Linked DNA regions of Homo sapiens: all the other regions are linked to region 1. Evidence: read pairs that join two places in POLR2A ChIA-PET (ENCODE). Cell type or tissue: K562. All regions are shown on one strand. Each heading gives the region's core, and the rest is flanking DNA. Links, peaks and the distances in the headings are about the cores only. Region 1 holds the start of RNU5B-1 (RNA, U5B small nuclear 1). Region 2 holds the start of IGDCC4 (immunoglobulin superfamily DCC subclass member 4). Region 3 holds the start of CILP (cartilage intermediate layer protein). Region 4 has its middle 26 kb from the start of CILP. Region 5 overlaps IGDCC4 (immunoglobulin superfamily DCC subclass member 4). Region 6 overlaps IGDCC4 (immunoglobulin superfamily DCC subclass member 4).

What was found. ChIA-PET counts read pairs that join two places held together with the same protein. Peaks named below come from ENCODE experiments on the same cell type or tissue, not always from the same donor. Only the 100,000 strongest peaks of a DNase experiment are listed, where the experiment ranks them.
Region 2: POLR2A ChIA-PET joins it to region 1 with 11 read pairs; 20 of 35 experiments call an interaction of 5 or more read pairs at or near these places.
Region 3: POLR2A ChIA-PET joins it to region 1 with 54 read pairs; 17 of 35 experiments call an interaction of 5 or more read pairs at or near these places.
Region 4: POLR2A ChIA-PET joins it to region 1 with 13 read pairs; 10 of 35 experiments call an interaction of 5 or more read pairs at or near these places.
Region 5: POLR2A ChIA-PET joins it to region 1 with 14 read pairs; 28 of 35 experiments call an interaction of 5 or more read pairs at or near these places.
Region 6: POLR2A ChIA-PET joins it to region 1 with 11 read pairs; 22 of 35 experiments call an interaction of 5 or more read pairs at or near these places.

What each region holds. Positions count from the first base shown.
Region 1 is chr15:65,302,232-65,306,231 of GRCh38, forward strand. It overlaps RNU5B-1 (RNA, U5B small nuclear 1), which reads left to right and starts at 2,446; the gene lies at 2,446-2,562. RefSeq lists a silencer at 2,404-2,563. In K562, for the core only: a CTCF peak has its summit at 2,162; DNase peaks (open chromatin) are centred at 1,720, 2,200, 2,710 and 3,050; H3K4me3 peaks cover 1,055 bases.
Region 2 is chr15:65,418,767-65,423,652 of GRCh38, forward strand. IGDCC4 (immunoglobulin superfamily DCC subclass member 4) reads right to left here and starts at 4,181. Exons shown (of 20, transcript NM_020962.3): 1 at 4,027-4,181. The coding sequence starts at 4,096. LOC124903510 (a long non-coding RNA gene) reads left to right here. Exons shown (of 2, transcript XR_007064684.1): 2 at 1-803. RefSeq lists enhancers at 3,084-3,193, 3,214-3,483, 4,459-4,886. In K562, for the core only: no CTCF peak of the experiment used is centred there; DNase peaks (open chromatin) are centred at 3,005 and 4,155; H3K4me3 peaks cover 2,183 bases; H3K27me3 peaks cover 2,826 bases.
Region 3 is chr15:65,210,700-65,215,585 of GRCh38, forward strand. It overlaps CILP (cartilage intermediate layer protein), which reads right to left and starts at 774. Exons shown (of 9, transcript NM_003613.4): 1 at 729-774. RefSeq lists an enhancer at 1,403-2,304. In K562, for the core only: a CTCF peak has its summit at 1,554; a DNase peak (open chromatin) is centred at 1,582.
Region 4 is chr15:65,234,581-65,239,466 of GRCh38, forward strand. It overlaps a transcript of PARP16 not described here. Among named protein-coding and RNA genes, the nearest start is that of CILP, 26 kb to the left of the region's middle. In K562, for the core only: a CTCF peak has its summit at 3,111; a DNase peak (open chromatin) is centred at 2,581.
Region 5 is chr15:65,391,342-65,396,227 of GRCh38, forward strand. It overlaps IGDCC4 (immunoglobulin superfamily DCC subclass member 4), which reads right to left. Exons shown (of 20, transcript NM_020962.3): 7 at 4,409-4,822; 8 at 3,753-3,917; 9 at 3,070-3,207; 10 at 2,020-2,190; 11 at 793-1,029; 12 at 539-640. Among named protein-coding and RNA genes, the nearest start is that of IGDCC3, 16 kb to the left of the region's middle. In K562, for the core only: no CTCF peak of the experiment used is centred there; a DNase peak (open chromatin) is centred at 1,950; H3K27me3 peaks cover 3,478 bases.
Region 6 is chr15:65,407,518-65,411,517 of GRCh38, forward strand. It overlaps IGDCC4 (immunoglobulin superfamily DCC subclass member 4), which reads right to left. Exons shown (of 20, transcript NM_020962.3): 2 at 3,503-3,853; 3 at 2,661-2,802. Among named protein-coding and RNA genes, the nearest start is that of IGDCC4, 13 kb to the right of the region's middle. RefSeq lists an enhancer at 3,082-3,739. In K562, for the core only: no CTCF peak of the experiment used is centred there; a DNase peak (open chromatin) is centred at 1,997; H3K27me3 peaks cover 2,749 bases.

The DNA of each region.
Region 1 (4,000 bases), core at 1-4,000:
GCCAGCTGGGTGACGACCACGTGAAGGAGACTGGCTTCCACTTCACCATCACGAACCAGGGCGCCTCGGTTGCGGGCCCGGCTTCAGCCTCAAGTTCTGGCAAGGTCAGAGCCGACTCCAAGTCATGGGGAGGATTCAGCCCGGACCACGGGGCAGCTGCTACGGCTGAGCTGCCTTGAGTCTCAGAACTCCTCATCTTTATTTTGTGTTCCACATTTTGTTTTTGTATTTTGGTTTGTAAATTTGTAGAATTAAATCACATTTTCCTTGTTGTGGGAAGGAAAAACCAAGCAAACAAACAAACAAAACCAGATGAATGTTTGCTCACCAATGAGCCACACCAAAAGAAGCCGGTACAAAAGGCCACATGTTGTATGCTTCCTTTTATATGAAATGTCTGGAATGGGCCTATCAGAGACAGAAAGTAGATTAGTAGTTGCCAGAGGCTGGGTGAATGAGCAGGTGGGAAGTAACTTCTAATGGGTACTGTTTCATTTTTCGGAGTGGCAAAAACATTCTAACTGGGCTCGGTGGCTCACCTGTAATCTCAGCACTTTGGGAGGCCAAGGCGGGGAGATCACTTGAGGTTAGGAGTTCAAGACCAGCCTGGCCAACATGGTGAATCCCTGTCTCTACTAAAAATACAAAAATTATCTGGGCATGGTGGCAGGCGCCTACAGTCCCAGCTACTTGGGAGGCTGAGGCGGGAGAATCTCTTGAACCTGGAAGACGGAGGTTGCAGTAAGCCGAGATTGCGCCACTGCACTCCAGCCTGGGGAGCAGAGCAAGACTCCGTCTCAAAAAAAAAGAAAAACAATAACAGACCCAAAACAAAAAATTCTAAAATTATATTGTGGGGATGATTCTACAACTGTGAATATACTAAAAACCATTGAATTGTATACTCTATTTATTTATTTTGAGACGGAGTCTCGCTCTGTCGCTCAGGCTGGAGTGCAGTCGCACAATCTCAGCTCACTGCAAGCTCCGCCTCCCGAGTTCACGCCATTCTCCTGCCTCAGCCTCCCAAGTAGCTGGGACTGCAGGCGCCCGCCACCACGCCCGGCTAATTGTTTTGTATTTTTAGTAGAGACGGGGTTTCACTGTGTTAGCCAGGATGGTCTCGATCTCCTGACCTGGTGATCCGCCCACCTCGGCCTCCCAAAGTGCTGGGATTACAGGAGTGAGCCACCGCGCCCGGCCGAATGGTATACTTTAAATGGATGGATCGCTTGGCTTTTAAATTATATCCAGTAAATCTATTTTTTAAATGTATTAGACAAATTTAAATTACATGCATGTCAAATATGATTGACTTGCTAGCAAAGGAGCAGCAAAGTGAAAAAAAGTGTTGGTTTAGAGAAGGTGTGAAAGTCGGGAAATGAAATGTTTACACCATCGGCTGTAAAAGTCTTAGTGCTGGCTGGGCGAGGTGGCTCAGGCCTGTAATCCCAATTCTTTGGGAGGCCGAGATGGGAGGATTGCTTGTGGCCCGTAATTCCAGACCAGCCTGCACTGCTTTCCTTTCACTGGTTGCCGAGTGAGCACATTCCTTAGAAAGGAATTCCCTGTAGGCTGGTGAGAGCCGACAGTGTAGCTCCGAGGGGGAGAGGGCAGCACTATGTTTTTAAATTATTATTTTTTGTAGAGATGGCAGGTCTGGAACTCTGGGCGTCAGGCGATCCTCCCGCCTAGAATAAGGAGACACGAGGTCTGAAACTGGAATAGCAAGATTGCATCCCCAACAGCAGATTCCGGTCGGGCAGGAAACCTGAAACAGAGCGCTCAAGTTCCAATTTTAAACAGGACATTGCCGGGAATTCTCAAATGGCATGCAAAATTCAGTATATCCCCGGAGTGCACGGTTAAAAATAACATCAGAACGCCCCTGCGCCCACCACACAGTTTAAGAAAACGGAAATTGTCAAACTTTTTAAACCCCTGTGCGCCCTTCCCCAAGTCACATCTCTCGCTCCTCACCGAAGGGAGGAACCACTATTCTGAATTCTGTGTTAATCATTGACTTGCCAATTTTTTCTCTTTCAATTTAATAGCAGTCTTTATTTAAAAGAAATCAAACTCAGACGTACAAATACACAAAACAGATAAAACCCGAGTCTCTGACCAGGAAAGCGTTATTTTCCAGCCAGCCAGTCTTCGGCTTCGCCCCCTAACGGTGACATAAGGCACTCTGTGAAATGCTCTGTTCCGGAATCAAAAGATTGATCCGATTATTTGCATACCCATAATGCACTGCTCACAGTACAAATTTAAAAAGGCAAAATCAAACATTTTTATTCTAAGCATATTCTGTGAAAGTTAGACTTTTGTTTAAACAATACTCTTAAAATTTTTTTCTAGGTATAGAACCTTGGCATTCACTAGTCACCATCACTATACTAGGAGTTTCTGTTACCCGAGAAACGAGTTATGAAATTAACAAGCATACTCTGGTTTCTCTTCAGATCGTATAAATCTTTCGCCTTTTACTAAAGATTTCCGTGGAGAGGAACAACTCTGAGTCTTAAGCTAATTTTTTGAGGCCTTGTTCCGACAAGGCTATATAAAGCTGTTAAAAAATCAGATTGACTTCATTTAGGGTGTTTCTTACAGATATCGTTTAAGTTTTCGGTTCTGCTTGTAAACGCTTCAATCGCTCATGCGTTTAAACTTTGTGTAAGTGCAAGCGTTCTTTTTCTAGTGAAGCTTCTTCCAACAAGTTAGAAGTATTTACTTCAGTGTCATTAATGTGAAAGATTCTTAAAAGTGTTCTGGCTGGGCGCGGTGGCTTATGCCGGTAATCCCACTGCATTGGGTAAACCAAGGTGAGCGGATCACTTGAGGTCAGGAGTTCGAGACCAGCCTGGGCCAACGTGGTGAAACCCACGTTGTACATTGTTTTCTTAGTCTTCTGAATCCTGTGTATATTTTGCATTTAGCGCATCTCAATTAGGACTAGCTGCATTTCAAGCGCTCAATCGGCACACATGGACAATGACTAATAATTGCCCTGTGCACCTCTGCTAGGTGTAAAACGTTTGAACAGAGCACAGTGTGTAGATCCGTTCTCCCTTCCTGTAGGTTTTGGGGTTTTGCCAGATTTTGGCCATTGGAACTCCTTGAACCTGTGCAAGGTTATATTTCCTTAAAGTGTGGAATGGAATGGCTGGCTGGGTCTTAGGGCAGGTAGGTACCTGCATAATAATTTTTTCCCAAATTATGTACTTATTTGCATTTTCACAAATGGCCTATTATATTCCCATTGCTTCTCACCCTTACTGGCCTTGAAATGCTCAGAAGTTGCCGGGCGTGATGGCTCACCCCTGTAATCCCAGCACTTTAGGAGGCCAAGGCAGGCGGATCACCTGAGGTCAGGAGTTCGAGACCAGCCTGCCCAAGATGGCAAAACCCCGTCTTTACTAAAAATATAAAAAATTAGCCGGGCGTGGTGGTGCCTATAATCCCAGCTACTCGGGAGGCTGAGGCAGAAGAATCGCTTGAACCTGGGAGGCAGAGGTTGCAATGAGCTGAGATCGTGCCACTGCACTCCAGCCCGGGCAACAAGAGTGAAGCTCCATCTCAAAAAAAAAAAAAAAAAGTAAAAAAAAAGAAATGCTCAGAAGTTAATCTTTGTCCATCTGGTAGTTATGAAATTGTAACTTTTAGTGGTTTTTAAATGTTACTTTAGTTTTTGAGACAGGGTCTGGCTTTATCACACAGGCTGGAGTGCAGCGGCATGATATCCTCTCACTGCAGCCTCAACTTCCTGATCCAAGTGATCCCACCTCAGTCTCCCAAGCAGCTGGGACTGCAGGCGTGCACCACCACACTGGCTGATTTTTAAAAATTTTTATTTTGTTTTTATGCTTTTTGTAGAGACAGGATTTCTCCATGTTGCCCAGGGTGAGCTGCTCTGGATCTTCTGAGCTCAAGTTATCCTCCCACCTCGACCTCCCAAAATGCTGGGATTGCAGGTGTGTGCCATTGTGCCTGGCTTTTT
Region 2 (4,886 bases), core at 887-4,886, 120 kb after region 1:
TCTGGAATTCCGTATCAAGTCTGGTTGCTGTACCATGGGAGAGAATAGAAAGAGGTGGGGGGGGTTAAGTGGAGGAGGGTGGATTCCAGAGCCCAGATAGACCCACTTGAGAGGGAGAGCATGAAGCTGATAACGTCTCAGAAGGTATAGAGGAGTGCAAAGAGAGTGAACTTGGGTATCCCTAGAAAGGGTGGCCCCATTTCAGTCCCTAATCATGTAACTTTGGGAAGTCACTCAGTTTTCTCATCTGTAAAAACAGGTTCATGCTAAAATTGTTTCTTCTTTTCTTTCTCTTTCTTCTTTTGAGACAGAGTCTCACTCTGTTGCCCAGGGTGGAGAACAGTGGTGCGAGCCATCATAGCTTACCACAGTCTTGAACTCCTGGGCTCAAGCAATCCTCCCACTTCGGCCTCCTGAGCAGCAAGGACAACAGGGAACACCACCATGACCGCCATGCTTTTTTTTTTTTTTTTTTTAATTTTTCGTAGAAATGAGGTCTCAATATGTTGCCCAGTCTGGTCTCAAACTCAGCTCAAGCGATCCTCCTGCCTCAGCCACACAAAGTGCTGGGATTACAGGTATGAGCCTGGCCTGAAATTATTTCTAAGTTCCTCTCAGTGCTGACATTCAATGATGCGCTAATTGTGAAATTGCTTCACTTGAAAGAGATATGTTTAGGAGAAAAGAAATGCTAATTAACATGTAAATGTGTGTTTAATTGAGTCATGAAAGCACATAGAGGATCAATGAAGGTTTAGGTATCTTCTGGATAAGATTCATTATTAAAAGAAACTCCAACTGTTTGACCTGATTCCTAACTTCCAAGATGGGGAAAGAGGCCCACCCCAAATGACTGAGATTGGCCTCTGAGCCTCTGGGCTGAGAAAGGGATGGGGGAGGTGAGGAGTTCCCAGGTGAGGAGAAAGCTCTCAAGTTCTTAGAGGCCTCCCATTACTGACCTCTAGGTTCCCTACCCTCCAAATTCTGACTTGGGAAGAAGGGAGAGCCGAGAGCCCCACCTTTGTGCGTGTGATAAGAACAGAGCTCGGCTTCTCGCCACCTGTTCACAAAGGGGTCCCAGTCCCTGACTCAAGAACAGTGTTGGGAGGAGATGGGCAGGCACAGGCATTATCCTAACCCCAATACCAGCCCTTCATTCTGCCTCATGTTTTTTTGTTGTTGTTGTGTTTGTTTTTTTGAGACAGAGTCTCACTTTGTCGCCCAGGCTGGAGTGCAGTGGCGTGATCTCAGCTCACTGCAACCTTCACCTCCCAGGTTCAAACGATTCTCGAGTCTCAGACTCCCGAGTAGCTGGGATTACAGGCATGCACCACCACACCTGGCCAACTTTTGTATTTTTAGTAGAGATGGGGTTTCACCATGTTGGCCAGGCTGGTGTTGAACTCCTGACTTCACGTGATCCGCCCGCCTTGGCCTCCCAAAGTGCTGGGATTACAGGCGTGAGCCACCGCACCCGGCCTATTTCTTACTTTCCTCTCTCTCGCCCCCTACAAATTCAATCTATCCTCAAGTTCTACTGATTCTATTTCCTGAAAATCTCTGGAATGCAGCCACTCCAGCCCAACCCCAACTGCCACTATGCTAGCTGCCACCATCCTCTCTTCTGGATTGCTACAACAGCCTCGAAGGAGCTGGAGCTTCCTGCCTCCAGCCCCACCCAATCCATCCTCCACACTGGCTGGAATGAGATGATGCAAAGCTGATTTTAAATCCTGTCAAGGGCTCATGGGGACTCTCAGGCCAGAAACCTTGGTGGGCCCTGTAAAGCCCTTTGTGAGCTGGATCTAGCTCCCCTCTTCAGCCTCCTGTCTTGATACTCCCTGACCCCTTTCCATGCTTCCCTCACCTGCCCCCCATCCACCCCTTGTCCCTAAACTCCAGCTAGATTTAGTTTAATCCAATGATCTCAACTAAATCACCTCTGAACTTTGCACATGCTGTTCTCTGGAAAACTGTCCCCATCATCATTCTCCTTCTACAGGGCTAACTCCATGTCGAGCTCTACTACTCATCACTTTCTTCAGGAAGCTTTTGCTGACCTTCCCAGATCGGTGTAGGAGCCCCTCCTTCCTGCGTCTTCCCCAGCACTTCAGGGGACTTGTCAGTTTCCCCCTCCACCAGACTGAAAGCTTTGCACCAGGGATCAGGTCTGCCTCCTTATTTACTATATTCTAGGCACTAGGCACAAGCTAGCCTATAAAAGGTGCTCCATAAATATTTGTTGAACGAATGAATGACCTCAGTACAGATCAGGGTGGCTAGTCATGACTCGACTGGAGTGTCCCCCGGCCTGCTGAGATTTGGAGGACCAGGGCAAGCTGTTGTAGCCACTCACACTGCAACCAAGAGACGCCGCAACTCGGTCCCTCGCCTGCTTTGTGCGTTCGGGAGCAGGGAGAGGCCAGGGAAGCTGGGTCCCTCGCGGCAGGTCCTAAAGGTATTGAATAATGCGCCGGTGCGGTTCCCAGCCCTGATGCCGTTTAGCTGGGTGACCCTGAGCTCGTTCCAGGAGCCCTAGGAATAGCGGAAGGTGGGGCAGGGGAACTATTCCTTAATCCCCTGAGCTCTGGGAAGACAGACCTCTCTCTGACACTTCCCCGCCCCTTTCACCTGACAAGCCAGGGCCTCCAGCTCCTCTGGCCCAGCAGCCGAGACCCAGCCTCGCGGCGGCCTCCAGCTTAATCCGCTGTTGGGGCTGGAAAGGGGCGTGTCTTTGTAGGGACAGAAGGGGTCCGAGGAGTTCCCGGCACTTTCCCACCCGCTGTTTGGTTTTCCTGGAGATGGGCCTGGGGCTGGCCAGGCGGAGGCTCCTTCCCCCCGCCTCCCTCCCACGTGGCCTGGCTGAGTCTCTCTGGAAAGCCGCAGCAGCTGGAGAGAAATCCCCCTCCCCACCCCCACCTCCAAGTCCCTCCCCGACTCTCCCCGGACACATCCTCAGCTCCCCCCTCCGCGGGGAAGGCAAGAACTAGGCGAACAAAGCGGCCAGCCCATCCCCCTCCCAGCCCTGCCACCTACACTCCCCATGAGCCGCCCCCAAACGCACACCGGACAGGAAGCGACAGAGCTGTGGGTGGAAGCCGCAGCCCTAGACACACACCCTTGGGGACTTCGCTATCCCCTCCCCAGCCCTTTCTCCAGCTTGGACAACTCTGACTTACCCCGTACCCACTCCGCACTGGGCTGCGGACTGGATGAGGCCCTGCTGACCTCGTCCACGCTTCCCTGGTCGGTCCCTGGGGGGTGGGGCCGGGGTGACACGCGTCCCATCGTGAGAACAAGCGCTGGACATGTCCACGAAAGCAAATGGTTTCCTGCCCCCTCCCCCAGTCCACTGCTGGCCACAGGTTTTGGGGAGCAACACCTCCCTCTACCCCTCTCTAACCGGCCCCAGGGACCACACCCACTGGGCAAAGTTGAGTGTTGTTTTATCACCACCACCCCCAGTCAAACGGGATCCATCGCTCTGTCCCCCACTATGGGCAAGGACACTTCCCAAATGCCAAGGCCAAATATTAGCTCAGCCCCATAAACACAATTGCACACGCACCCGACCCAAATGGAGGTGCAGACACAACCCCAGTTCCCTCCTCTTTTACACACACTCTCAACCCAAGACACGCGCAGGCAAGGCAGAGCCCGCCCCGCGAAAGCCACCGACACCGCAGCTACCCGCCCCGCCGATGCCACGCCGCGACCATGGCACGCACTGCGGACACGACAGGAGCACTCCCAACACACACACACACACACACACACACACACACACACACGACTCCAGACTCTGCGAACCAAAGGCACACACCCACTGCGGACAAGCACGCCCCACAAACGCCCCCCGGCCGCAGCTCGCAGACCCCCGCGCAGGCATCGCGGGCACCTGGACGCGCAGCCCCCGCACTTGCTCGGGACTCCGGCTTGAGCCAGCCCCGCAGCCCGATGCAGACCAGGGCGCGGGCGCACCAGCACTCCGCAGTCGCTCCTGCCTCTCCGGGCGCCCGCCCTTACCGCGCGCGGCCAACAGGCAGAAGGTCAACGCGAGGAGCCCGCGGCCGCGGCCGGCGTCCCCCCGCGCCATGGGGCTGGGCTCGGGCCGCCGCCGCCGCCGCCGCCTCCCCGTGCTTCGGCCGCCGCCGCGGGGGGAGAGCGCGCCGGGCGTCAGTGGCCCGGGGAGGCGCGGCGCCGCGGGCGGGGGCGCGGCCTCGGGGGCCCGGGCCCGAGCTGGGGCCGGCGCGGGGGCCAGGGCCGCTGCCGCCTCACCCGCCCCTCCATCGCCATCTTGGGCGAGCGGCCCGGGAGGGGGCGCCCGGCGAGTGTGGCCACCCTGGCCCCGCCGGGGACCCTGCGCCCGCGCGCCACGGCCCTGCGCCTCGCGGGGGCTCCTCTCGGCCCGGGTCTGTGTCCCGGTGCCTCGCCCTCTCCGGGTCGCCGCGGGCCCCCGTGAGGCCGCCTGTTGCTGGGTCTGTCTCTTAGTCTCCCCGTCTCTGAGTCTTCTGGTCTCTCTGCCTCAGCGTCTCTATTTCTTCTCCCTGTTGCTGCCTCGGGGTCTCCACCTCCGTTCCAGGCTCAGGGGAGGCAGATTCAGGGCCACGGTCTTTGTCCAGATGGCCCCCTTGCCACCCGAGCCCAGTCCATTCCAGCCCAGGTCCTGGCCTGAATGCTGGTTCGCTTCTCCACACGTTGCGCCAGCCCACCTGCGGAGATCTTGATAGTCCTATCTGCCATCCCAAACCAAGGGCTTCTCTTGGCCTCCTTCCCTTGCTCTGGCAGTAACTAACACAGGCAGGACACTTTTACACTACCTTCAAGCACTACCATATTCAGATGTCGCCGCATGGGGAAACTGAGGCTGGAGAAGGTGAAGTGAC
Region 3 (4,886 bases), core at 1-4,000, 92 kb before region 1:
GGGTGTGGTAGGAAAGGGAAGAGTCCTCCTCTCTAAAAAATACACATATCTGAAAACACTGGGATATTCCAGGGGAAGAAAAAACCAGTCCCATGCTGCAGACCTTCTAGCTCTAAAACCACTGGCCCCACCACTACCTGTTTCTCGGATGAGGGAGCAGAGTCACCAGGACGTCCCAAAGGCCTCCACATTGTGTGTATCCCTCTGGGCTCCAAGCAGGGAGCTGAGCAGTCTGCTGGCCTGCACTGCATTCAGCCTGAGCCTGAGCCTGCTCCAGGGATGTCTGGAGGCTGAGGTGGCCTGAGACACCTTGTGGAAAAACCATTTCCCATCTGGCAGCCCACAGAGGTTTCTCAGCATCTCCGCCGTTTCCTCAGCATATGCCCTGATGGTTAGGCTTGCCATCCCACGCTCCTCAGAACACTTGGACAAAGCAGACTGGCTGACCGCAGGGAATAAAGCAGGGCACCCAGAGGTATGGAAACCCTAAGTGGGACCATCTGGGGGTTCCTGTCCTCAGGTGGGGGAGGGAGAGGACTTTGGGCCAATGGGGGAAAGCAGATTCCCAAAGCAGAAAGGGAGTCTTCTCTGTGGGAGATGAAGGATCAGGCAGCAAAAAGTGGGGGGAAGTGGGGAGAAGGGAATGGAGTAGTCAGGGGAGGGCAGGAGCAGTTGAGTCCAGCAGTGGGGTGCAGGGATGGGGTGAGGGGAATAGGAGTGGAGCTCACCGTGTCTTGAGCAGGACTCCTCAGCTGGGGGTCCAAGCCTTCGCCTCTCCAGCAGTCCAGTGCCGGCCTTATATAGCACAGCTGGTGGCTCAGCCTGTGGCAGCCAGCCAGAGGAAGCAGCAGCGAAACCAGATCTGAGCATGAGCCTCCCTCTCCCCTCCCCATGTCCCCTTGCAGTTCACAGAGGCCAGGATTTTATGTCCAGATCCTAAGGAGGAGATGCCGCAGGACCTGGTGATGGGCCAGGTGGGCAGTGGCCTGGGGCATCACAGTCCAGAGCAGAGAGAGGGGTCAGGAGGTGGGCTGGGCACTAGAAACAGCCCTGGGAAGGGGCCACGGGGAATTCTAGATCTGGGCAGCATTTCATGGCCCGGGGGATGGTGTGCTCTTGCCTAAGCCTAGCTTGCTGATGCCCCACATTCCCCTGGCCCTGGCTCGCCCACACAGAGAAAAGACTTTGCTGGTCTTAGCACATACTCCAAACACTCTTAGGCACACAGGCCACCTTGGCCTCTCAGCTGGGTGTGTCTGGTCTGAGTTGGGCAACTACTCAGCTTCTCTGGCTTCTGAGGGAACACTCAGGGAACCTCAGAAGGGATAAGGGACAAAAGAATTGTGGGGCATAGGTTGTCAGCTGGTGAGAACAGTTCTTCCTTTCTCCCCCCCACTTCCATCTGAGTGCCTGCTGGTACCCACTGAGACCCCAGAGCTCCAGCATGTGGACTCTTCTGAGACCCTGATGCTCATATATGTGCATGCGTGTGAGTACGTGTCTGCCTTCAGGTATAGGCATCCACCAGCATGTGAACAGCCAGTGTTACCCATAGGGGGCGTATGCAGCTGCATGTGCTCTGGGGCTTCACACCCCCACTCCCGGCCCCCTGGCCCCAGCATGAGGTTATCTGTTTGCACAGACACTGGTTCTCTAATTTTAGCATGTGTTAGAATCACCTGGAGGGCGGTTAAAGCAGATTTCTGGACCCCACACCCAGAGTTTCTGATTCAGTGGGGCCTGAGACTTTGCATTCTAACAAGTTCCCAGATGAGATTGATGCTGTTGGTTCATGGATCACATTTTGAGATTGACTGGTCACAGTGATAGAGCCCCAGTTGAAGGAAGAAGATGAAGAGCGAGTGTACTAAGGACCACAGTGGGAGCTTCCCAGGTCCTGCCCCATGTAGCAGGCTCATCTAGCCTGGGCTGGGCTTCCTGCCTCATGCCAGCAACTGGAGATGGAGGCCTGGTCCTGTGGCCATCCACGCCAGGGTCAGCTCACTCTCTCCACATACCTTTACCGAGCTCTTATTCCCAGGCTCTAGACTGGGCACTGGGAAGGCACAAGAAAAGAGATGTATCCTTGCACTCAGAGGAAAGAGCCTCACGTGGAAATGATCCCGTAGTACAACAGTGCATACCCACATGCCAGAGAGTTCTGTGTGTGTGTGTTTATGCCTTTTCCTGTGTGTATGTGTCTTTCTGTGTGTGTGTGTGTATGTGTGCGTAAGAGCTGTTTTTTCTGAGCATTGCCTTTGACAAGATATACTGGGAGGCTGGGTGGAGTGGCTCACGCCTGTAATCCCAACACTGTGGGAGACAGGGGCGGGTGGATCACTTGAGGTCAGGAGTTCAAGACCAGCCTGGTCAACATAGTGAAACCCATCTCTACTAAAAATAGAAAAACTAGCCAGGCATGGTGGAGTGTGCCTGTAATCCCAGCTACTTGGGAGACTGAGGCAGGAGAGTGGCTTGAACCCAGGAGGCAGAGGATGCAGTGAGTTGAGATCGTGCCACTGCACTCCAGCCTGGGTGACAGAGTGAGACTTGGTCTAAAAAAAAAAAAAAAAAAATCTGCTGGGGAAGAGAGTGGGGGTGGAGAAAGGATGTTGAGCAGCATGGTTCCCAAGTAGACCTGGGGCATAGATCTGATTTGCTTTATCTCCTGGAGCCCCGTCTCCCTCCTGGCCACCAGCCCTTGGTTCATAAGCCCTGTAGTTGGCCCTAGTCTGGTCCAACTTGTCAGAGCCAAGCCATGACTCAGTTTCAGCCATGGCTTTGACTGCAGACGTCTGAACTGAGTGAACCCCATGTGAAATCTGATGGCCTAAGGAATAGACAGACAGACAGGCTGAGCCACAATCCCCAGATCAAAGGACAGGAGAAAAATTGAAATTTGGAATTCAGAAGCCTAGTCCTGGCTGTTTCTGATTCTGATATGCGACCGTGAACTAGCAAGAACCCAAGTAACCCTGGGCCTCAGGTGTGCAACGGGAGATGGACTGAGTGAGTTTGCAGGCCCCTGCCAGCTCTGAGATTGCAAGGTTTGAGATATACAGATGCTCTTTGGCTTATAGTAATGTCCCAATAAACCCACTGTAAGTTGAAAATATCATAAGTAAAAAAAATACGCTTAATGCACCTAACCTACTGAACATCAGAACTTAGCCTAGCCTACCTTAAATATGTTCAGAACACTTACATTAGCCTACAGTAGCCTACAGTTGTACGAAACCATCTAACAAAAAGCCTATTTTACCATAAAGTATTGATTATCTCATGTGATACATTGAATACTGTACTGAAAGTGAAAAACACAATGGTTGTACAGGAAAGTACAGTTTCTACTGAATTTGTGTCACATTTGCACATCATAAAGTCGGAAAATTGTAACTTGAATCATCCTAAGTTGGGGACCATCTGTACTGACAGCAAACAGAGCTGGGAGGAGAGAGTGGAGGGAACGACTGCTCCTACGTGTCTGGCAGAAGTCAGAGGAGCCAGTGTGGAGTCAAGGTCAGGAGGAAGTCCAGAGAAGCAGATATGACCACCAAGGCTGGATAAGGACAGCAAGAGAGATACACAGGAAAGGAAGGTAGTGGGAGGTAAACCAGAGGGCAAGGTCAGGGTAATCAGCTGCTCTCCAAGGCCTTCATTCTGTGGAATGCCAGGGTGGGTAAGAGACGCCTCCCCAGCCTCCCAGTCACCTCCATCTCTTTCTGTAGTGGGAGGCAGGGTACCCTATGGGTGAGGATTGGGCAAAGTGGAGTGTTTTAGGCCAGGATTCCTGCCTGGGTCTCCTCATTCAGCCCAGCACTCACACTGAGGCCCTCACTTACCTAGCCCCAAGTGGCCAGTGCGTGTTAATATGGTAAGTACAGGGTTGAGGGCTGCGTTCCAATTCCACCATGCCATTTCCGTCCACCTGTCTCATATCTTGCCTCCTCCCATACTCCCATCAGAGTCCTTTCCTGTCTCCAAGTAGGAATGAGCTGTGTGAGCTGCACAGGGCTAGACTGGGGAAATCTGAGCCTGCCCTCACTCTCTCTTCCCAGGACTCCTTTGGGGGGGAAGCTATTGCTGTCCTCAACCAGGACCCCAGAATAGAGAGGGCTTTGGAGGTGGCCGTAGGTCTAGACTGTCCAAGGCCTGGCCTGGGTGGGTCAGCCTCAGCCACGAGTGGCCATCTGGGGCTTCTGCAAGCCAGGCTACTCTGCAGCCACTCCAAGCTTCTGCCTGGAACATGCTGGAAACCCATCAATCACCCCATCCCTGCCCAGGGGATGAAGGGACTTGGAACCCAGCTTAGCTAGGCCACCTGTAACCCAAGCCTATAGCCAGGGGTCCACACCCTGCACCCTGCAGTGGGGAAAGGAGCTTGGGAACACTGGGAGGGGTCTGACCTGATCCTGGTGGCTCAGGAGGAGGGTGCTCTATCTGACTCTCTGACCACCTGCCCACCACCTCTGTCGTCAACCCCTGTGGCTGGAGGAGGCCTTGGAGGCCTGTGGGGGGATAAGCAGCTGATAAACCTTGAAGAATGGAAGCCTTGGCTGTAGTTCTGAGTGACCATCAGTGGCTGCTGCCCCACTGCCTGGGAACACAGAAACCCAGAGTCCAGGGTGGTAGAGGGGGCTCACCCTCTGACCAAGTTGCTCTCCTCCCTCTCCTGGGTACCCTCTGTCATTGTTCTACCTCTGTGCCTTTATAATTTTATTCTCCAGCTTCCCATCTTGAAATACGGCCCTTCTCCCTCACCAGTGTGAATGTCCTTCTTCAAATCCCTGTCTCAGTGTCCTCCTTCCTGCCCTCTGCAACTACCCAGGCCCATCTTGAGTACTTCTTCCTCAGATCTCAGATAATAATACACAGTCACATGTAGA
Region 4 (4,886 bases), core at 494-4,493, 67 kb before region 1:
ATTACATAGTTCTCTCATGATTCTGGGAGTAACTGGGCTCAGCTAGGTAGCTCTTGCTCTGGGTCTCTCATGTGGTTGCAGTCATCCACAAGTGCTGGAATCATCTCAGCCTCTTCAGTACATGTTTGGCAGTTGATGCTGGTTGCAGGTTTGGTTTTCAGTGGGGCTTCTGGCTGTAAAACCTACATGTGGCCTCACTCTCTCTATGTGGCCTGGGTGTCCTCACAGCATGGCAGGTGGGTCCTGAAAGGGAGCATCCAAAAAGAGATTTAAAAAAATTTAAAAAGGGGCCGGGCACAGTGGCTCACGCCTGTAATCCCAGCACTTTGGGAGGCTGAGGCGGGTGGATCATGAGGTCAGGAGATCAAGACCATCCTGGCTAATATGGTGAAACCCCGTCTCTACTAAAAATACAAAAAAAAGGGGTGGGGGAGAGGGATAGCATTAAGAGATATACTTCATGTAAATGACCAGTTAATGGGTGCAGCACACCAACATGGCACATGTATACATATGTAACAAAACTGCACGTTGTGCAAACGTACCCTAGAACTTAAAGTATATTTAAAAAAAAAAATTAGCCGGGCGTAGTGGTGGGCGCCTGTAGTCCCAGCTACTTGGGAGGCTGAGGCAGGAGAATGGCATGAACCTGGGAGGCGGAGCTTGCAGTGAGCCGAGATCGCGCCACTGCACTTCAGCCTGGGCGACAGAAAGAGACTCCGTCCCCCCCAAAAAAAATTAATAAAAAATAAAATAAAATAAAAATTAAAAGAGAATGAGTCAGGAGGAAGCCACATTACCTTTTAGAACCTAGCCACGGATGTCACACAGCATTTCTGTCACATTCTGTTAATTAGATACAAGTCATTAGACCAGCCCATATTTAAAGGAAGGTCAATTAGATTCTACCTCTTGATGGAAAGGATGTCAAAAAATTTGCCGGCCAGGCATGGTGGCTCATATCTGTAATCCCAGCACTTTGGGAGGATGAGGTGGGCAGTTTGTTTGAGCCCAGGGTTCAACACCAGCCCAGGCAATATGGTAAAACCCTATCTCTACAAAAAAAAAAAAAAAAAAAATTAGCCGGGCATGGTGGTACATGCCTGTAGTCCCAGCTACTCAGGAGGCTGAGGTGGGAGGATCGCCTGAGCCTGGAGTCGAGGGGGCAGTGAGCTGTTTAATCGCTCAACTTACCTTTGATTCATAATGGCGTCACTATACTCCAGCCTGGGCGACAGAGTGAGACCCTGTCTTAAAAAAAAAAAAAAATTGCAGATATGGTTTTTTTTTTTTTTTTTTTGAGACTGAGTCTCTCTCTGTTGCCCAGGCTGGAGTGCAGTGGCACGATCTCACTGCAACCTCCGCCTCTCAGGTTCAAGCGATTCTTCTGCCTCAGCCTCCCAAGTAGCTGGGATTACAGGCATGTGCCACCATGCCCAGCTATTTTTTTGTATTTTTAGTAGAGACAGGGTTTCATCATGTTGGCCAAGCTGGTCTCAAACTCCTGACCTCAGGTGATTCACCCACCTCGGCCACCCAAAGTGCTGGGATTACAGGCGTGAGCCACTGTGCCCAGCCCTGCAGACATGTTTTAAACCCACCACATCTCCTTTCTGTTTGTCAAGCACTGGACAAGGCACTTAGAATAGAACGGTGAATACTACAAACCCTGTGGTGCTTACAGTCTAGTGGTAGAGCCAAACATTAATAAAATAACATTACAAATATGTACACAATTATGAACTTTGATGGTCCTATGGAAGATGATTCCAGGGAGCCATGAGAATTTATATGACACATTTTTATGACCTGGACCAGGGAACCAAGAGAGAATTCTCTGCAGAAGAGACATTTGGATTGAGATCTGGAACACCATTGGATGCTAACTCAATGAAGTGGGTTGAACAAGAGCCTTCCAGGCTGAGGGGATACCAGGCCAAGGCCCTAGAGTAGGAGAAACAGCAGCCTGAGAGGCAGCTAGTATGTCTTGAGACAGCTAGCAGGGACAGGAAGTATGAAACAAGACCGCAGTGGTGGGCTAGGGCCAGGCCCCTGGGCACTGTAGGCTGGGTAATGGTATTGGACTTCCGCATAAAAGTTGTGGGAAGCTGGCTGGGCACGGTGGCTTATGCCTGTAATCCCAGCACTCTGAGAGGCCGAGGTGGGCGGATCACGAGGTCAAGAGATCGAGACCATCCTGGCCAACATGGTGAAACCCCATCTCTACTAAAAATACAAAAAATTAGCTGGATGTGGTGGCGGGCACCTGTAGTCCCAGCTACTCGGGAGGCTGAGGCAGGAGAATCACTTGAACCCTGGAGGCAGAGGTTGCAGTGAGCCGAGATTGCACCACTGCACTCTAGCCTGGGCGACAGAGCAAGACTCTGTCTCAAAAAAAAAAAAAAAGAAAAAAAAAAGAAAAAAGGTGTGGAAAGCTGTTGAAGGGTCACATACTGGAGAGTGATATGAACACATTTACAACTTAAAGATCACTTTGGCTGCTGTGTAGATGGCCCCAGCCAGACGCTGAGTCAGGCCTGGGAGGGCTGGGAACCTCCTATCTGCAGTTCCTCCCCTCCCCATGAGACTCTCCCACACAGGCTGAAGCCAGCTGCAGCCTTGGCCCTATACCTCCTTGCCTGAGATTTCAGGCTGAGCACCCTACACTTAACCTACTCAGTCCCTCCTCCCAGACACAGGAAGTCCTGCCATTTTGCATCACTCGGTGAGTCACCCCTTATTTGTCAGTCAGTGGGTGTAATGGATTAAGAGGTGGTCCCAAAAGATGTGTCTACATCCTAATTCCCAGAACCTGTGAATGTAACCAAATTTGGAAAAAAGGGTCTTCATGGATGTAATTAATTAAGGATTTTGAGAAGAGGAGGACATCCTGGATTATCTGGGTGGACCCTAAATTCTATGTGTCCTTAGGGTCTTATAAGGAGTGAGGCACAGGGAGATTTGATTAGAACAGAAGAGGAGGAAGTAGTGTGACCACAGAGAGGGAGATTGGAGTGATGTGGCTATAAGTCAAGGAAGGCCAACAGCTGCCAGAGCTGGAAGAGTCAAAGAACAACATCTCCCCTAGAGCCTCCAGAGGGAGTACAGCCCTGCCAACACCTTGATTTTGGCCCAGTGGTCTGATCTTGAACTTCTGGCCTCCAGAACTGTAAGAGAATAAATCTCTGGTTGTTCTAAGCTGCCCAGTCTGTGGTAATTTGTTACAGCAGCCACAGGAAATTAATGCAGTTGGGTACTTCTCAAGCTGCTCCTTCCTGATGAGCTGTACAGGCTCCCTCTCCTTCAGGAGACCTCTAAATGTTGGGGTGCCCCGGGCTCAGTTCTCATACTACTTTTTTCTCTATTCTCTGTCCCTACATGATCTCATCCATTCACTTGGCTTTAAAATACCATTCATTTATTGGCTGGACGCAGTGGCTCACGCCTGTAATCCCAGCACTTTGGGAGGCCGAGGCAGGTGGATCACCTGAGGTCCGGAGTTTGAGACCAGCCTGGCCAACATGGTGAAACCCTGCCTCTACTAAAAATACAAAAAATTTATCAGGGCATGGTGGGGCCTGTAATCCCAGCTACTTGGGAGACTGAGGCAGGAGAATTGCTTGAACCCGGGAGGCAGAGTTTGCAGTGAGCTGAGATCATGCCACTGCGCTCTAGCCTGGGCAACAAGAGCAAAAACTCTGCCTCAAAAGAAAAAAAAACATTTATTTGCTAATATCCTCAAATTTTATCTCCATCCAGACCCTTCTCCTGGAGCCCAGGCATCCCCAGAGGTAGATGAAAAGAGAACTCTTGTTCCACGCTCACCACCACATCTGTCCCTGGCCCAGGCTGCCCCAGTCACTCCATGCTCCAGTTGGAAATGTGATAGCTATCCTGGATTTCTCCATTTCCCTCATGCAGTTTATCCAAACTGCTAGCAAGTCTTGTCTTGTTGTTTAGGTCTTATAATCTCTCTCAAATCTGTCCATTCCACTCCGCACTGCCATCACTGCAGCCGCAGCATCTCTCACTCAGGTGACTGTGCCAGCTGCCTGATGACTCCCATGTCGACTCTCATCCCCCTCCATCCCTTCTTACAGCAGCCAGGGTGATTTTTTAAGAAACAAATTAGATCAGGTTGCAGTTTTTTGAATACCTTTATTGAGGTATAGTTGACATGCAATTAATTGCACACTTCAAGCTTACAATTTGCTAAGTTTTGACATATACCCATGAAAGCATCAGTATAATAAAGATAACAACCATATCTATGTGCAGTGGCTCACACCTGTAATCCAAGCAACTCAGGAGGCAGAGGCAGGAGCACTGCTTAAGGCCATGAGTTTGAGACCAGCCTAGGCAACATAGTGAGACCCTATTTCTACAAAAAATAAAAACCAATTAGCCAGGTATGATGGCATGTGCCTGTAGTCCCAGCTACTTGGGAGGCTGAGGCAGGAGGATTCTCTGAGCCTGGGAGTTTGAGGCTGCAGTGAACTGTGATTGCACTACTGCACAGCAGCCTGGGTGACAGAGTGGGATCCCGACTCAAAGAAAAAAAGGAAGGCTGGGTGCGGTGGCTCATGCCTGTAATCCTAGCACTTTGGAAGGCTGAGGTGGGCGGATCACGAGGTCAAGAGATCGAGACCATCCTGGCCAACATGGTGAAACTGCGGTCTCTACTAAAAATACAAAAATTAGCCGGGTGTGGTGGTGTGCGCCTGTAGTCCCAGCTACTCAAGAGGCTGAGGCAGGAGATTCACTTGGACCTGGGAGGCAGAAGTTGCAGTGAGCTGAGATCCCACCACTGCACGCTAGCCTGGCAACAGAGCAAGACTTTGCCTAAAAAAAAAAAAAAAAAAAAAAAAAAAAAGAGAGAAAAGAAA
Region 5 (4,886 bases), core at 414-4,413, 90 kb after region 1:
GTCCAATGCAGGGCCACAAGGCAGTGTAGTGCAGTGGAAAGAGTTTTGCCTGGAAACCAGGAGTCCCAGTTGTAGCCTAGGCTCTGTGTGACCTTGGACAAGTTCCTTTTCCTCTCTGAGCCTCAGTTTCCCGTTAGGTCACACAGGGATACTCACTCTTCTTAGACTTGAGAGATAGTCTGATAGTGTGATGTAGACAAATGTGTTTTTAAAAAAACTTGTTTTACAGTCAAACTTGGGGTCGGGAGTTACTGATCAACCATAGGGTTTCCCTCTGTTCAAACTTTGGAAATCAGCACTATTCATGGGTAATGCAAATAAGGTGGCAGGCCTAAGACAGTGAACAAACAAGCTTCTCTCCATGACAGAGGCTCTCTGGAGCTAAAAGAGGACCCCTGATCCTAGGAGAATGGGTTTGGGCATGAGCTGAGGCTACTAAAGTACCTGCTCACCAGGCTGGCCCAAAGGAAAAGAAGAGGAAGCGGCTAGCAGAGCCCTCACCTGAGCCCTCCCCGCCTTCTTCCCCCACCGCCCTCACCTGGTGCCGGCGCCTTCTCCGTCTTGCCCTTCCACACTGCTGCATAGCCATCCTCATGTTTGTTGAAAGCCACGAGCTTCACCTCGTACAGCCGGCCAGGGACTGGGGAAGGTTACAGGGCTTAATGGCTAGGGGGACATCTGGGGTCACTCTCCCGTCCACAGAGAGCATCCCATCTCTAACTTCTTCACACAACTTGCCCAGTCCCCACTGAAGCTACATCCCTCCCTCCCCCTCCCCCCAGCCCTCCTCACCTAGCTGGGTCAGCTCATACTGCTTCACTTTCTTCTTGAGCCGGACAGGCCCCACATCCCAAGCCTGGTCTCCACGGCCCCCTGGCAGGCGATCGCCATTGGCCTCCTCCTCAGCCCCCACCTCCCGCCAATATAGTTTGTAGCCAGAGATCTGGGTGGGGTGAGGGGGTGGCTGCCATGACACGACCAGGGACTCCATCTTTGCCTGCACCTTCAACTCTGCAGGGGCAAAAGGGACTGGGGGGCAGAGGAGCAGGATGGGAAAATTAAGGAACAGAATGCAGAATGAGGAGAAGGAGGCCAGGGATAGGAGACAGGGAAGAGGCATGAGGAAGAGACAGGAAGATGGCATTCAGTGAGAGCCTTTTGCCAGCATTCTCCCAACACATCACCACTCAGCCACCACTCTAAGTGCCAGTCCTGGGCTTGGTCTAGAGGTGAACTCACTGTTCTACAAGCACAGAGTGCAGGGAATGCAGGGGTGTCCGCTGGGCATTTGCAAAGGGGTCAGCAAGGAGCACCTCTGGAGTAGGCTGATAGCACCTGGCACAGAATCGGCCTCTGTGAAGTCTTCTGAAGGATCAAACACTGGGGGCAGTGGGGGTGGTGGTTGCTGAGGCCAGGAAGGAGGGATGCCACCATTACAGTAGGGAGACCCACTTGAGAGTGAGGAGCTTACAATGTGTCAAACACTGTCCTATGCACTTTGTGTAGTTATTATAACTTTATCCTTGCAACCCTCTAAAATAGTGAAAATACTACAACCTTCGCTTTACAGATAAGAAAACTGAAGCTCAGAGAGTTAAGTAATTTACCTAGTGTCGCATAGAGAGCATGTAGACCGGTTTGGTCAGCATTTAATCACTCTTCTATTGGGCCTCTCAACAAAAACAATCATCATCACCATCATCCTCGAAGCAGCTACAATTCAATGAGTTTTTATGTACTAAGCACTTTAGTTACAATACATTATTCAACCTCATGCCATTCCTGGGCAGTAAATGAAGCCTCAGAATGGTTTGTCCAAGGTCACACAGCAAATCGAAGGGACACCAGATCCCAGCCCTTCACCTCTGCACCTAAGCCTCACTCACCCATCAAGCGGAGGGAGCCATGGAAGGTCTCTGATGGAGGGCGGGGCCAGGGGGTGGGGCGCTGGGTCCCAAGGACACACGCACACCCACACAGTCACACACACACTGTCCTGTCTCTCCTCTAACCCCGTACCATGGCTCTGGTTGTGCATACTGGGCGTCCTGTGATGCATCCACTGGGAGGGGGCCCCGAAGCCGGCTGCTGTACCAGCCGAAATCCGTACTCGATACACCTTGTTTGGCTGAAGCGAGTTCAGCATAAGCTGTGTCTCATTTCCTCGCACCTCAGTAGAGAAAATCTGATCTGCAGGGACAGAAAAGGTGGGCTGCTGGGTAGCCACCTGAGGAACAGGATCCTAAACCCCCCTACATGGCTCTTCCGCCTCACATCCCGGTTCCTCCGTGCCCGTGGGAGCCTGAGGCGTTCTCAGCACTGACCCCTCAGTGCCTGGGCAGATTCTATGGCTCCAGGGTTGACGCTTGAGCCTCCAACTCTGGCTGATGCAGGCCATCAGCCTGGGCTCAGCTGCAGGGAGAATGATGGCAGGCTTTCCCCACTTCCCCAGGAGCTGTCAATGACCATCCCCTGCCAACACACACACACACGGGATGCAGACACAAGAGGCTGACCATGAAGGCCAGCAAGAACGCCTGGCTTCCAGAGCCCTGAGGGCCACCATGGCCACTTCCTCACCCTTCCCTCCTTCCTCACCTTTCCCTCCTTCCTCACCCTTCCCCTGGTCCCTCAGCTACCTTCCTCCTCCTAACTTTTTATCCTTTTATTTTTTTCTGAGACAGAGTTTTGCTCTGTTACCCAGATGGGAGTACAATGGCACGATCACAGTTCCCTGCAGCCTTGAATTCCTGGGGTCAAGTGATCCTCCCACCTCAGCCCCCCATTTCCCAGATAAGGAAACTGAGGCAGGGACTCAGTAGAAGTACACACTGCAGCTGTAGAGGGGTTGGGGTGAGAGCCCAGGCCTCCCTCTGCCTTAAGCTAGGCCCCTCTGTCTTCCCTTTTCATTCCTGCCCAGACCCCTGTTTTTCAGGTTCACCCTTCCCCAACCCCTACTCTGCTTCCTTTCCTCCGACTCCCGTACCCTGCTCAGGTCTCCAGCAGCCCTGACAGCTCTTCACGTTGATCATTCCCATACATGCCTGCAGCCCACCCACCCCCACTCACCTTCCTTTCCCAAACCGTATTCTATCTTGTACTTCACCACCTGCCCATTGCTCAGGCTGGGGGGCAGGGGCAGCCACGCCACCCTGATGTCCGAAGGGTTGGGGCTGGACAGGGAGAGCTGGGGTGCTGCACTGGGGACTGAGACAGAAGAACATCAGCATGAGCTCTGCTCCACCGACGTGGAAGGTGAGGCTCGGGAGCGGTCAGAGACTTGCCTGGGTCACACAGCAAGTCAGAAGTAGGCCAGGACCAGGATCTGAGGGAGGAAAGGGAGCTTCTCAGGGGAGCCCCAAGCTGAAGGATGAGGGGACATCTTTCCCACCCTGAAGCTGGAAAAAGTCTTGGAGCACAATCTTCCACGTCTAATGGGTTAATGTCACTGGCCCCTACCCCAGCTGGATGGCACATAGGTGTCAGGGAGAACTGCATGACACAGGGAATCATCACAGACCTGGGCTTAAGTCCCAGCTGAACTACTGACCTGGGCAAATCATTCTCATTTTCTGGGCCTCAGTTTCCCCAACTGTGAACTGAGGAGAAGAACCCCGCCCACTCTCTTACGGGGCACAAAAGATGATATGAGCAGGTAAAAATGCCTTTACATTAGTAAAGAGAGGGTGAGCTCCCCTCCCCAGGGAATTCTCTTTACCCCAAGCTGCCCACTGCGAGTTCAGAGGCCCTACCATCATCCAGTGTGTGCACCAGTGCTGGGGTGGAGGTGCGGCTGGCTCCCAGCTGGGAGTAGGCCACCACGTAGAACTCATAATCTGTGTTGGGTTCCAGGTCCCGAACCTGTAGTTCTGTGGTGTCGTTGTTCACTGCAAACTGGTATTCCACATTGTCCATGCCTGGTGACACGGGGGACAAGGGGACTGTCATAGTGCCACCCCCCCGTGCTGGCTAGCTGGAGTCTGTATAGGAATCCTTCATATTGTCCTGGTGTCTATTTATAGCTAAATCATCCCAGATAATCTGAGCTGGAGTGTATAAACTCCCTCAGCTTCCTGTCTCAGTGTATTAATTCCTCCACTGGTTAGGGAGTGCTTTCTGGAAATGACCCCCCTCTCCAGTTAGTTAACTGGGATGGGAGGTGGCTCCAGGAACGTCCTCTCCCTCCTCTCTCAACAAACATGACTGAGGGAAGCAGTGGCCCTTCCAGCGCCAGTTGCCTAATCCATACCTACCATACTTATGCGGGTCTCTCCTATGGGCTCCTACCCCAGTCCATCCTTGCCGCAGAGGTACCCATCAGGCAACCCTTCAGTCATCCGACCTGAACCCCTTCTGGCTGCGCCCCGCCCGGGCCTGCGCTGGTGCATCCCGCCCCAGGCCGACGTACCCCGTGCCTTCTGGTAGTGGAGAGAGAAGCCGATGATCTGCTCGCTGTGCATCTCGGGCCGCTCCCAGGCCACCAACACAGCGGAGCTGCTCAGTGGCGTAGCAGTGACCCGCGTGGGGGCGCTGGGCAGCCCCTCGCGCACCACCACGGCCAGCGACGCGGCAGCGCACGCCATTCCCGCGCTGTTCTCAGCCACGCACTGGTAGTAGCCGGCGTCCTGCAGGCCGATCTGTGTGATGACCAGGCTGCCACCGCCGCCCTGGACCTTGACGCGCCCGTTGGGCCGCAGCGGCGCCCCGTTGTGCAGCCAGCGCAGCGCTGGCCGCGGCTCCCCCGACGCGCGGCACACGAAGCGCGCTGTGCTCGCCCGCGTCCGCGACAGCGCCTCGGGCGCCTGAGTGATGGCGGGAGCCGCTAGGGGCGCGAGGGGCGACGCTGAGCGCGGGATCCCGCAACTAAGGTCTCTGCCCCCCCCCCA
Region 6 (4,000 bases), core at 1-4,000, 110 kb after region 1:
ATTTTGGTACAGACGGGGTTTCACCATGTTGGCCAGGCTGGTCTTGAACTCCTGACCTCAGATGATCCACCTACCTCAGCCCCCCAAAGTGCTGGGATTACAGGCGTGAGCCACTGCACCTGGCCTAAGTTTTGTATTTTCATTCCAGCCTGGGTGACAGGTGAAGTGGCTCAATTTTGGCTCACTGCAAGCTCCACCTCCCGGGTTCAAGTGATTCTCCTGCCTCAGCCTCCTGAGTAGCTGGGATTACAGGCATGCGTCACCACGCCTGGATAATTTTTGTATTTTTTTTTTTTTTAGTAGAGATAGGGTTTCACCATGTTGGTCAGGCTGGTCTCGAACTCCTGACCTTGTGATCCGCCCGCCTCAGCCTCCCAAAGTGCTGGGATTACAGGCGTGAGCCACCGCGCCCGGCCTAAGTTTTGTATTTTTTGAGAGATGACATTTCACCATATTGCCCAGGTTGGTCTCTAACTCCTGAGCTCAAGCGATCCGCCCGCCTTGGCTCCCAAAGTGTTGGGAGTACAGGCGTGAGTCACCGCGCCCAGCCATATTGATATGAATTTTAAAAATGCATCTGCTGGAATATCAATTAAAAGTAAATAGAGGAAAATGTGAAAATAAGAAATACCTACATTAAAGGATGATTGGAAGGGTTAAGTGAGAAAACATGTAAAAGGCTCAGCACGTGCCTGGCCCAAGGTACACTCCCATTAAGTGGTTCATGTTGTGACTTTCAACATGGGGAGATTTTGCTGCCTTCTGCTACCCTCTCTGGGGGGCATCAGGAGTAGGCTCTCGCGTGGTTCTCTCCTGCCTAGCTCATCTGTTCTGGGTTCATGGAACTCCCAGGAGGCACCCATCATCACACAGTGGTGACAGGCTCCACATTTAGAAAGGCACAGAACTTCAAATGTCAGTGTTAGAAAGGCTGGGTCAGCATTTCCCAGGGTTCACCCTCTAGAATGCTCATTCATGGGATGTTAAGGGGCTCCTGGGCAAACGAGCCTAGGAAGTGCTTCGTTAAACAAGGTCAACAGGATTCTCGATACAGCACTTCTCAGGGCCTTGCCAACTCCAGGAGGGAGATTTACAGGCAGTTTCCTGTTCTTATTTGATCATAGAATACTTCATTCAAGAAGCATTTAAAGGGACTAACATTCTATAAAGGCCACGCTTTGGGAAACCACAATCTAAATCAATTTTCATTTGTTTCCCCCTTTCATTTTATAGGTGGGAAGGAGAATAGACTGGGTGAGAAGTGACTCTCTGAGGACCAGTGGGGCTAACCCATCACCAAAGTCAACAGGATGTCTCTCTCTTTTTTTTTTTTTTTTTTTGAGACAGGGTCTCGGTGTGTCACCCAGGCTGGCTGGAATGCAGTGGCATTATTCCAGCTCACTGTAGCCTGAACCTCCAAGTGATCTCGCTCAGCCTTCCAAGTAGCGGGGACCACAGGCACCACACTGCCACACTGGGCTAATTTTTGTATTGTTTTATAGAAACTGGGTTTTGATATTTTGCATAGGCTGGTCTTGAACTCCTGGGCTCAAGTGATCCTCCTGCTTCGTCCTCCCAAAAGGTTGGGATTACAGGCATGAGTCACCACACCCAGCCAGGATCTCTTATGTATGGACCTCTCACCCTCTTCCTCCCTCACAACTGTCCTGTGGCTTTTCTACCCCGAAGTTTCTCCTACAACCCCCATCCTTACCTACACATGGGCAAAAGTCAGAGGAGCTGGGACAATGCAACACAGGCAACAGAAGGTTGGATCCAGGGGAGAAAGGGCAGTGTTTCAGAGCCCAAGGAGCCCCACCTCCACCAGGACGGGAGAAGGATCTAGCTGGTAACTACAGCTACCGAGATATAGGGAGAGGACTGCAGGGTGGCTGGGAAAGGCCTTGGAGCCACATTTCCAAAGATACGTAAGAATCCAGGGGGTGATGACTGAGTCATGAGACCAACTCAGAGACCACAGATGCAAATGAGCCTTGTGGTTTCTGGTACGCTGCATACACATCTGGACCTACCCAGGAAGCCACAAGAGGGACCAAGTCCAAGGTCTAGCCTCTGCTTCCCTTCCGCCTTGGAAACTCTTCCCTGGGATTGCTCTACCCATCCATTGCCTTTACAGGGAAAGAGGAGAGTGAAAGAGGAAAGACCTCTACAATTCACTTCTCAGAGGGCTACGCCCCACTGGATGGAATTGAGAGAGGAAGAGAAGTTATGCATCTAGAGTGGAAACTCCGGAGGAACCCTGAAAAGAGAAAACCTTCCCAGCAGCCTCGGGGAGCCCTCAACAGACAACCAACATTCTGCCAATGGCTCATGGTACGGCTTGGGATAAGCCACAGCTCCTCTCTGGCCTTCAGTCTCCACAATAAAGCAAGTGGTTGGACTAGATGTGCTGGGAAGGACTCTACTACTACACCTACCCAGGCTCCACAGCTCAATGGGTGGCTTCCTCCCAGGGAGCAAAAACTTCTTGTCCAACTTCTCTTTGGGACTAGACATGAGCCAGGAGTCAGGCGGTGGTTAACACTCAAGTCAGCTTAGGTAAATGCAGCTACCTCGACTCTAAGAATCTCAGTTCTGAGCACACCCCAGAGCCCTCTCTGCCCTGCCTACCAGGACCCGCTCCCCTACAGGGCACTCACCGAGGCTCCTCAGGCAATGTCACCTGGTCCTTCTCCCAAGTAATGATGGGAGCTGGCAGCCCTTCAATGTGGCACTCAAAGCGAGCTGTCCCGTTCTCCTCCACCGTCTGAGACTCCGGGTGCAGAGAGAAGTCTGCGAGTGCTGGGGACAGTGAGACACAGGCAGGGACGGGAAAAGAATAGGAGAGAGAAGCCACAGCAAGCACAAACAGTGAAACACATCCGCATGGAGACACAGAAACACACAGTCACAGAAACACACAGCAGAGCCAATTCAGACCGAGGGAGACACAACAAGAAGTGGTGATTAGCGGTCAGATACTGCCAGCAGAATGAATTCCAAAGCCCCCCTGCCCAACATCATCATGATGGTCAAACTATACAGTAAGATGCACACTTCTTCTGGCCTGAAAGTTACTTCATGGTGATCTGTGCCTCCTGAGAGCCCCCTAAGGGGTAAGGCTGGAGCGTGGGGTTTGGCTCCACATGTTCCACCTGCCGTGCAGGCAGGAGCTCCCTTAGGAGGCAGCTTTGTGCCTCTGACACAAAGGGGGCACTCTGGCAGGCTCCCTGGAGGACAGCACAAGCCCAGACTCTAGGACTCAAAGGGAAAGAAAAGCAGAAGGAACAGGGGAGTGGAGAAGAAGCGGGAAGATTATGGAATACCCAAGAATGAGGATAGACAATACCAGGAAGAGACCTATTGAGCAGGATGGGAGGCAGGGAAAGGGGGAGTGGGATCAAGAGAGAGGCATTTGTGCAAGTAACTAACTGCAGATCCCACTTCGCACACCCCAAGTCTGGGTTTCAGCCTCAGACCCCCGCCCGATGCAAGCACTTACTGGCAAGCTTGACGACAGCAGTCTGGCTGGCCAGCACTCCGAGGGGGCCGTGGGCTAGGCACGAATAGTTGCCTTCAATGACCCCCACAGCCTCAGGGACTGACTCGTCACTGCCATTGGGTGCTAGTGGCTGGGACAGCCACAGGGAACCATTGGGCAGCAGGTGTAAGTGGTCGTGCTCCAGCAGGGTGTCCCCATCCTTGCTCCAGGTCACCCTGGTGGGGGGTCCAGCGGCAGCAGCCCCCAGGCTACAGTTTAGCACTGCAGCCTGCTCTGGGCCCAGGATCACTTGCAGTGGCCCCACTCCACAGCTCAGCTCCACAGTCGTCTCCTGGGGCAACAGCAGCTCCCCTGCATAGAGGAGGAGCACGGGGCCATCAGTGTATGTCCCCCCACCTCCCACAGCCTCTGCTCCTGAGTCACCCATGCAGGGGCTGGGGCAAATCAAGGAGAAACACCTGCATCTGGATCCTGGCTCTCCCCTTACTAACTGTGACC